Linked DNA regions of Mus musculus: region 1 is linked to region 2. A link is a loop called in an ENCODE intact Hi-C map of the cell type or tissue named here. Cell type or tissue: left cerebral cortex. All regions are shown on one strand.

What was found. Hi-C counts contacts between places; a loop is a spot of excess contacts. Peaks named below come from ENCODE experiments on the same cell type or tissue, not always from the same donor. Only the 100,000 strongest peaks of a DNase experiment are listed, where the experiment ranks them.
Region 1: a loop joins it to region 2, with 2.7 times the contacts of the local background. A loop is called at or near these places in 4 of 42 quality-filtered maps.

Annotation. Positions count from the first base shown.
Region 1 is chr1:170,290,238-170,295,237 of GRCm38, forward strand. No RefSeq gene overlaps it. Among named protein-coding and RNA genes, the nearest start is that of Gm7694, 14 kb to the right of the region's middle. In left cerebral cortex, a CTCF peak has its summit at 2,447; DNase peaks (open chromatin) are centred at 2,477 and 4,766; H3K27ac peaks cover 487 bases.
Region 2 is chr1:170,584,029-170,589,028 of GRCm38, forward strand. All of the region lies in intron 1 of Nos1ap (nitric oxide synthase 1 (neuronal) adaptor protein), which reads right to left. Among named protein-coding and RNA genes, the nearest start is that of Nos1ap, 3.3 kb to the right of the region's middle. In left cerebral cortex, a CTCF peak has its summit at 2,877; DNase peaks (open chromatin) are centred at 84, 2,474, 2,934, 3,599 and 1 more place; H3K4me3 peaks cover 3,083 bases; H3K27ac peaks cover 939 bases.

The DNA.
Region 1 (5,000 bases), 290 kb before region 2:
CTTTTATAAGTTGTCTTGGCCATGGGCTTTTGTCACAGCAATTGAAAAGTAAATAAGATAGGAATGTTTATTTTTTTTCAATTTAAGCATATTGTTATAGGTTTTTAGTAAGTATTTCTAATCAAGGCCATTTTAGGATTTTTACATGAAAAAAATGGAAGTTTATGGTTCTAATTTTCTGCATTTATCAAGATTGGCACATTCCTTATATCTTCACTGTGTTATAAAGTTTAGTCACTAAAATGAATGAAATAGGTATCAAACTAGCTATCCTTCCTTGCATTGGTTAACTTGATATATTGTGTTTCAATAAACTATTAAATTTAATGAGTTAATATATAAGATTTCTACACTAAAATTCACAAAACTGTATTTGTTGCTTTTTCTGTTACTGGAAGGACAAACTATTTGATAGAAGGAAATAAATGGAAAGGGGACTATATCGGCTCATGACTCCAGAAGTTTGCTTCATCACATGGAAGCCATGGCAATAGGATGGCATTATGGTGGCTTTTCACACTTGACAGATCCAGAAGCAGAAAAAAGGGAAACAGATGAAAAGCTGAGCTATAACCCTCAAAGACCAGCTAGATCCTACAACTTTCCAAAATAGTACTACCAGCTGGGGACCAGGAGTTCAAACACATGAGTCTGGGACTCGAGATGGCTCAGTGCTTAAAGTCACTGGCTACACTTTCAGAGTTCAATTCCCAGCACTCATACAACAGCTCAGAACTATATATAACTCCAGTTCCCAGGGATTCAATATCTTCTGACTTTTATGAACACCATATAGGCATGTGATACACAGACATGCATGGAGGCAAACACACCCATTCACATAAAAAATTATCTTAAAAGATAAGGCAAATTAACAAAACACATCAGTCCATAGAATATTTCAGCCCCAAACCATAATACAGCAAGTAAATGAATTAAAACCTTTCACCTTTCCCTAGCTGTTCTTTTAATATGTTAGTATTTGTTTGTAAAATTAAGTGTGAGCCTTTCATGAAGAGAAGGGTTTTATCATTAATTAAACATAAAAATAAAAATTGATTTATCACATTATTTTACCAGTGTGGTCTTTTTGTTTTGCAGTGATTTTTTTCCATTATTTTTTCCATAGTGATTGACATTTCATTTTCATTGACATGCCATTCTCTTTATTATTTTAATGCTCTTTTTACAGATTTATCTCATTCATTACTCTGTGTCTTCTCTTTCTCTTTGATATTAATCAATTCTATCTTAGGCATTTCAGAGTCAGTCATTTATATCCATTTTGAGTCAGGGTCTTCCTATGGAGCCCAGGCTGGCCTCAGACAGACAGCACCCTATTCTTTCCACTTACTGTCCTTTTGTTTTCCTTTTCCCTCCTCTTCTGCTATCAACTGAGAAGAAGGAATTATTGCTTTAAATATGAAAGCTCTATTGAACTGTTTTGGTTTACCCAATACTCATTATAGCCTATATTTCTGGGTTTTTATTTTCCTACAATACTGTAAGTATATGGATTTCTACAATTTAGGAAATCCTCATTTTCCTTGTGACCATCACTAATCCCATGTGGTTTTCTGATATTATTTAAAATTCAGCCCATTCATTTTGTGTCCTTTATCACTTAAATGACAATAAATTCTGGAGTCAATTACCCATCCTTTCTTCTTATGCACCTCCAAGTATACAGTACCCTCCTGATTCATTAGTATTCTTACTAGCATGCTTACTGCAAGGGAATTTTTGTATCCTAGAAAATTTTTAGAATCCCCATTAAAGCTGATCTTTTGAGTGATAAACCTTCTTTAGTCTTAAATACTTTATAATGTCTTTTAGATTTTATACGTTTTAGGCATTGTGATAACTAACTAAGTAGCAAATGGTAGATTAAAAGCTCACAATGTAAAAATGCTAAGTCACTAACTTTAGTCCCTTTAACTTTGTGCATGGGCATCTTACTGAGAAAGCACTAACTGCATTCTCCTTCACAGTTGGTTATTTTTCCTGGAAATTTAAAAGCTGGGTTTATAATATTAAATTTCTATGAATTGTTACCAATTATACATTTTTGAAATTCTGTGTGTCTCTGCTCCCCTCTCCCCACCTCTAACTGTGTGCATCATCATGAACTCAAACATTTGGACACCCTCAATCACTATGTAACTAAGGTTGCCCTGGAACTTGCTAGGCAGCTCAAGCTGCTCTCAAATTCCAGATTCCCTCATGCAGGCACTATAGGACTGCATGGCCATTCCAGACACTATACTTTTATTCAAAGTCTTTCTTCCCATCCGTTTCTCTCCTCATCTGGAATGTCTAGTTAAGAAGTGTCATCTCTCTTAATTTTTTTCCTCCACAAACTACCCGTGGGTGGAATGATGTTAGTGTAAATACCAGCTACTCTAGGCAGAGGGCAGCATTTATTAATGCCATTTTTGTCATGAAAAATCTTTTGTGGAAGGAATGAGAAACTGCGATCCTAAATCAATCCACACGGGGTCAGGCAGCCATCAAGAAAAATAGTACCACAAGGATTTTTGTTTTGTTTTGTGTGTGTGTTTTTTTCCCAAGCACTGTTTGAGTAACCATGGTAGCTGCAAAACCTGACCGATTTTCCTTGGCAGGTATTTGCCAAACAGAACTCAGTGCCCAGTTGAACGCTTGAACTTCGGAGTCGATAACCAGGTAAGCACATAAGCCGTCCCTCCAGGGGTTTGTAAGCACTCCTGCCTCTTGGCTCCATCGTCTTCTGCAAGAGGAAATGCTTACATGTCAGCGCAGATTCTTACAAACACCCTGGAAAATCAATGTTTTGTGGAGACCCTAACAGCAGCTTTGTTATTGGCTGACATGGATGATCGACAAAGTCCTTAAAATCCCTAAAGTTTTGATCTGGGGCCTAGGAGACAAGGATAAGGTCTCTTACTTTGAAGTGTTACCATAGGGGTTCCATGAAATTCCTAGCACCATTTAAAAAACATAGTCTGCTGTTCCCTCTTCTGGAAAAAGAACAAGGGGTAGAGAAAAGGGTCTCTAAATTCCCATTTTGAAAGAATAATCAGTGTTTGGAGAAATTCCATTTATCCTTGGAGAAGGTCAAACTCAAAAAGATATTTCTAGGCCATGACTAGTTCCTGGAATTGCTCATTAGACTGGTGTGATGGAAATGCACAGAGTTACCGGATGGTGGCAGGGAAGATGAGTGACATCTCCACCACCCCTCATCCTCCACCCCCACTCGTGCACACATGATAACCCTGGCCTTCTGGGGCTCACTTTTCTTTTCATCAGGTGTATGGTTCATAGCCCTCCACCTCTCCCGCCCCCCCAGTCCTGCCAAGATAGCTCCCCTCAAGATGTGAGAATTAATGAGATCATGCACGTCGGGTTTTCTGACCACAGTAAAAGCTTATCTGTGTCTGGAAAATGGGCTTAATAAGATTATAGCATTCCAGAAAAATTCAAGTGAGAGGGCATGTGCAAACTGATCAGAACAATTGCTGGACTAACTACATAGGAGCTTCAGAGATACAATTAACCACCAGTGAAGGCCTAGAATGGCAAATGGATTATTAAGAACTGAAGATGGTATGAGCCCTGTCCCAAAAGCTCTCAGAGACTTGAGGAGAGACACAAAAGGCTGTACTGCTCTGCAAACCACCTGGGACTATATGACCACACAGCATGGGGTAGGGTGGGGTTTGAGGGTGAATATTCCCCATATGTTGAGGGTGAATATTTTCCATATGTTTAAGCGTTTGCATACTTGGTCCCCCAGCTGATTGGTGCTATTTGGGAACATATAGCTCAGCCTGGCCCAGACCTTGTGACTTCACATTCACAATAGACTGGGAACAGCAGAAAGAAACAGAGGGAGGGGAAGACACCGGTGGAAATGTGAAGGATGAATTGTCAAGGCCTGACAAAATCGGAGGAAGGCGCAAGTGTAGCTGAGGCAGTGGTGGTGGCGATTACCTGTAATCCCAGCACTTGGGAGGCTGAGACAGGAGGGTTGCAAGTTCAAGCCTATCCTAGGCTATGTAGTCAAACCCCAACTCCAAAAACCAAAACTAAAACAAAGGCAGGGAAGAGATTCTGGGCAATTTGGGGTCCATGGGTCCTGGGGTCCTGGTGTTCTGATGTTCTGGGGTTCTGGGGCAGAGATGAAATAGCAGCATAAAAGCTTGGAATAGTAGGTAGGTTGAGGCTGGGCAGAGGGTGACCTAGAGTACAGAGAACCATCTGACATCTCACTTCACAGCAAGGCCCTAGTCCTGGTCACAACATACACTACCCAGAGTCACTGACTGATATGGGAGAGGCCGGGCCAAAGTCCCTAACCCATACTCTAACTACTCTTACACGTGAGCTGTAATGCACACAGTCGCTGCCCATACAGGCCAACACAGTATCTCCAAACAATGAAGCTTCCCCAGCCAAACCTTCTCAACTACAAAGCATTCTCCAGCTCTGCTCTTTGTCCCAGACAACACACAGGACTAACTATGCCACGAAGGCTAATCTAAACAGTTTACGAAGAACCAAGGGGCACATGGGAAGTCTGGGCCGGTCAACTGCAGGTGTTGGGAACTCATCTACAGTGCTGATGTCTCAAGCTGGTTGGACTTACTTCCCTCTGCCTCGGAAGTCCAGGCTTGACTACCCTTCGGTGGCTGGGACAATCCCAAACTTCCTGGGGAGCAGTGCGTTGGCCCACGGTGTAGGCTGAACATCAGATCGAGCCAACTAGGATTATGTAAGAGGCACAAGCTTCGGACAGATAAGGCGGCAAACAGAGGGATGCTTTAAGGAAGAAGGTAGCTAAGCAGATGGCATTGGGAAGAGCTGACTATTGAAATGGTAAAAGGAGAAGAATGCTGCAGTTTGCTGGGGGGTTTGATTTGTGGGCCTTTTTCTTTTCCTATAGTAAAGGAAAACACAGGCCATGTTTTCTGCTCCATGCAACCAACATAAACTTAAGCAACTCCCACGGGAGAGAA
Region 2 (5,000 bases):
CCCAGTGATACATGCTTGCAATCCCAGTGGTGAGAGGTAGAGTCAGAAGGATTGCTGAGTCTTGGCCATGAGTCAGCCTGGCCTACTGGCTGACTACAAAATTCGAGATGGTGGGCTGGAGAGGTGGCTCAGCTGTTAAGAGCAGAAGTTCCCTGGCAGACATCTCAGATTCAGTTCCCAGCACCCACATAATGGCTGTCTATAACTCTAGAGGATTCAATGCCCTCTTCTGGCCTCTGCTGACACTACATATATATGGTTCACAGACACATACAAGCACACACACACACACACACACACACACACACACTACTCTAGGTTGAACCATGGTCTCCACATATGCACTCACATTCACATATTCAAACACATCAAGAGAAGTGGAGTATATTTCTTTACCCCTATAGTCAGTTATGATCAACAGAAGACAGCAGAAGAGATCCTGTAAAACTCACAGAGCCAAGCCTTAACAGTGCCCTACCAAACAAAAGACCCACCATGCTATTCACCTTGTGTACAGCTGGGCTAAGCCCTACCTGAATTCCCAGGCCATGGATCATTAGCAAAATGCACAGCTGTTGTTCCTAGCCTGAGTCTTATGGTTGTTTACTAGACAGCAACAGATAACTGTATCCAGAGATTAGCGGTAGTTCTGTTATTATGTGGTTATGTACCTTGGGTCCTCTGTTTCCATCCAAAAAGTACGTCTACACTAGATAGCTAAGGTGCCATTCGGTTTTGACAATCTGAGCCATAGTCCAGAGAGTATCTGCTAGGCATACAGAGGGAACAACTATTTCATGAGTAGGTAAGGCAGCCACAGACCAGGGGGTCATATGCCCTGGAGGGTACTGATCAAAGGAGACAGATGCTAGAACAATGTAGGGCCCATAAGTGTTCAATACATTATGGTTTGGAAATGCAATATGTAGAGAAAATCTCTTGTGTAGTGTATGGAAGATTCATCTGTCAATAAAAGGTTGTTGACCTATTAGCTTAGGTAGGAACTAGGAGGAGGGAGGTCCACTGGGGAGTGAGGATTCTGGGACTGCATCAGGCAGGGAGGAGATTCGCCATAATGATGATATAGACAGTCTTATGAACCTGAGGCAAGGTAACTAGCCACATGGCAGAAATTAGAATAGAATAAATGGGTTAAGTCACAAGCCAGTCAGGGAACCAACCCAAGTTTATGGCTTAGGATATTTTATTCACAAATAATTCAACCTCAGAGTGGTTATTTCAGGAACTTTGGCTCAGGTGGAAAAGCCTGTGGTTACAGCAACATCCCCACAGGCTCGCATATCGAACTCTTCAACCCCAGCTCATGGTGCTATTTTAGGGGGTAGTAGAAACTTCACAAAGTGGGTGTTAGCTCGAGAAAGGAAATAACGAGGATATGCCTTGAAAGCTGTACCTGGTCCCCAGTCTGCTCACCACCAGCTACCTCTGCTTCCGTTATGCCATGAGGTGGGTGACTTCTGCCACATGCTTCCACCATCCCGATGGGTGGTAAAGATCACTCCACTGTGTGGAGCATTTGCTTCTGCGGGGCAAGTAAACACCTGAGCGCTGCCCTCCCGCTGGCTGCATGTCAAGTATGTGAGGGGTCCTGCAAGGCTAGGGTTCCCCTCTGCCATCAGAACCAGGAACTAGGACCACGGACTGAACCATCTGAATCCATGAGCTAAAATAAACCTTTCCTTCTTTAAGTTGTATGGATTGGGTATTCCGTCACAGTGACCAAAGTCCAACTGATGTCAAATAGTCTCCATTATCTGATGCTTACAAACTCTGTGAGAAACAGACAACACTCAGTGTAACAATCGCTACGAAAGTCTTCAGAGTTAGTACTTCAGAGTGCAACAATCAGCGGCATGCAACTAAGACATTTAAAAATTACCAAATATATAAGCATTTGAAGGATGGAAGAGACCAAAGGCTAGCTTTAATCAACTCGGCTGTGAGAACCATGGCAGGCAACAGCCTCCCTGAGCCTTATATCCTAGTTCATATAAACAGACATATGGAGACATGCATGGTTTAAAAAAAGTAGAAAGACTTAAGTGAAGCTTTGCAGGTGAAAGCATATAGTTTGGGCTTCATTGTGATATGCATTTGGGGTGGGGTGCATGCAGGAAGCTAGGGTCTCGGGTACCCACATCCTCCTCCCTCCACTTCCGGGGTACTGGGATTGCAGGTGTGCACCACCACACCTAGACCAGTGGTGTTGAGGATGTGACCCAGAGCTTCACGCATGGTAGGCAAGCACTCTACCAACCGATACCGGAAGGTATGTGTATTTAAGAACACGGAAGTTCAGCCAGGGACATGTCTTCCCAGGTAATCCTAAATCTTTGTGTTTCTGTGGAACTCTGAAAAACTAGAGGCATACATCCAGAGAATCTCTCCATCCAGTGTTGCTTCTGAAAAGCTGCCAACCCTTGGGAAAGGAAGCCTTGGGCTCCTTCTCCAAGGTGCCTAGCAAGGCAACCAGACATTTGCATTTTCCAGTTGGTGCTTTTCCAAAACAAGGAGCAAGTGCCTTGTGCTTTAACCCTGAAATGCCCATGATGATGCATGCCTCAGGACAGACACTGCTCAATAGAGATGGAAGCTAGCTACAGAGGCACTAACTGGCATGCCCAGGGTCGGTCGGGAGTGACGGCACACAAAGAGATGATCTTCTGTTTCTGCCTCTGAGCAGGTCTTGGCTGACATGGTATCTGAAGAATATGCCAGAGTCCAGCATCAACTACCAAGAGCCAGAATTCAGAACCCAGTCCATAACGTCAGCCTGGCCTAGAGAAGCTCCACCTACCCTTGTCTCTTCTTCTCTACTTCACGTTACTACACATGCCTGCCCCCCTGTGTTTCAGATCTGCGTTGGGAACACAACTTAGACCAGCCACGGCTCCTCTTCTTACTGACCACCACTGTCTGTGAATCTAGAGAGTTACTATAGAAACTACACCACGCAGCCCCCAGACATTTGCTTAGAAAAGAAACTACACGTTTAGTACTAGAGGGGGGAAAAAAGAGTGGGATCTAGGAAGTTGGAGCCAAGCTTCAAGCTCAGTATTTCTTAAGGACTGCAAACAGCTTTGTTAGGCCACCTCAATACTCACTAAAGCTACACACGTCCCATAAATATATCAACTGCTTACCAAATCCATAGGCCCAGACATACAGCAGCCCAATTGGGCATAGAGGAATTGGACTATTTTGTCTAAAACTATTCTTTGGTTGGCTGGGTGGTTGGTTTTCTCAGCTAGGACAATGTATCCTAGGCAAGCTACCAACTCATGGTAGTCCCCCTGCCTCAGCATTCCAACTGCGGATTATACTAAGAATTGGACTTTTCTTGCAATTTGTATGTGCACACATTAGATTTTTGACACCTATCTGGAACCAAATGCAGAGGCCCATGAGAAAAGAATAAAAGATAAAGAAATAAAAATTAAAAAAAACTTTAAATCGTCCTAGTCTTTCCCCCACTAGTTCTCTAAAAAGAAAAGGCTCTGATGAGGCTGGAGAGATGGTTCAGTGAGTGGCTGAGAACACACACACTGCTCTTACAGCAGATCTGAGTTCAGTTCCCAGAACCTACTTCAAAGAGTTCAGAAGCTCAGAAATATCTGTTACTCCAGCTCCAGGGGACTCCAGGAGACTCCAGGGGGCTCCAGGGGACCTTCATTCACATGCACATAACCACACACACGGACACACAATTTAAAATAATAAAAATATATATTTTAATAGAACACTGTGATTAACCAAGCAAGACAATGCCAATTTCTTAGTGTATGCATAACCAAGAAAATTAAATCTTAACCATAATAAAAAACATTATACTTTTAAGAAACTGCTTACCAAATCCATAGGCCCTGACATACAGGAGCCCAAACACCCCATATCTTAGGCCAACCAGATCTATTCCGAGATAGAGACGTGAGATAGGATCTTGGCTGACAGATCCCCTTTACTCAGCAATCCAGCTCTGTATTCCGAGGGAGAGTTTGACATCAATAGGGTGAAGAGGTAACTCTAATTCTAGAAGATATGACTGAGAAAAGTTGGGGTTTGGGGGGGATATGAGTCACCAATTCATCCATCTGCATGAGAAAAGGGGAGGAACTGTAAAGATAAATGACCTCTGGGCATCTGACACTCCAATGATGTTTTGCAAACTAAAGGAAATTGACACCTGACGGCAGTCCTTGCACAACAGGCTAACCTGCGGGTCACTGCAGAAAAGAGAACGGAGCAAGTCTGCCTTTTGTCAAAAGTCTTGTTCTCAAAACCCAATCTATACAGAGCTCGCTTAAATTCCACTCAGTAACAAGCACACTGTGCATGCTGAGCATCCCTGCGCGTTTCTTTCCTTAAGTTATAGGTAGGACTGGGCATCAGTCACGAGCAGAAGCCTTTTCCACTGAAAAGCACCATTCCGGGAAACTCCACTGCAGTCTTAGAAGCCAGAACTCCTTACACAGAGAGGTGCCTCATGGTCAGGTCACCGGGTTGCCTGTCTTATACACAACCACTGGTCCAGCGAGGTTTCCACTCCACCCCTCCCCCAAGGGTGGCTTTGGCCTTGACCCTGCAAATTCCAGTCTGGGCTAAATTCTTCATCAGCAACTGCTGAGATTTAACAGTGCACCACAAAACTAGAAAACAGGTTTCACCCCACTACTACACCAATGACTGACACATGCTAAAGTGTCCAAAAGCAGACATTTGGGAAGTAACTTTTAACACCTACACTCAACTACTTGGAATGAGTGTGTGTGTGTGTGTGTGTGTGTGTGTGTGTGTGTGTGTGTGTGTGTGTGTGAAATATACACATATATATATAACTTTTTTAAAAACCGGTCAGGAAACAAGCATTCTCCTTTTAAAACACCTCCAAAAGCACCTCTCTCATGGGAGGCCAGCAGGTAAATAACACCAGCGCTTCCTTAAAGCTTTCTAAAGAGCCAGACATGCAGGCTGCGCTGCTC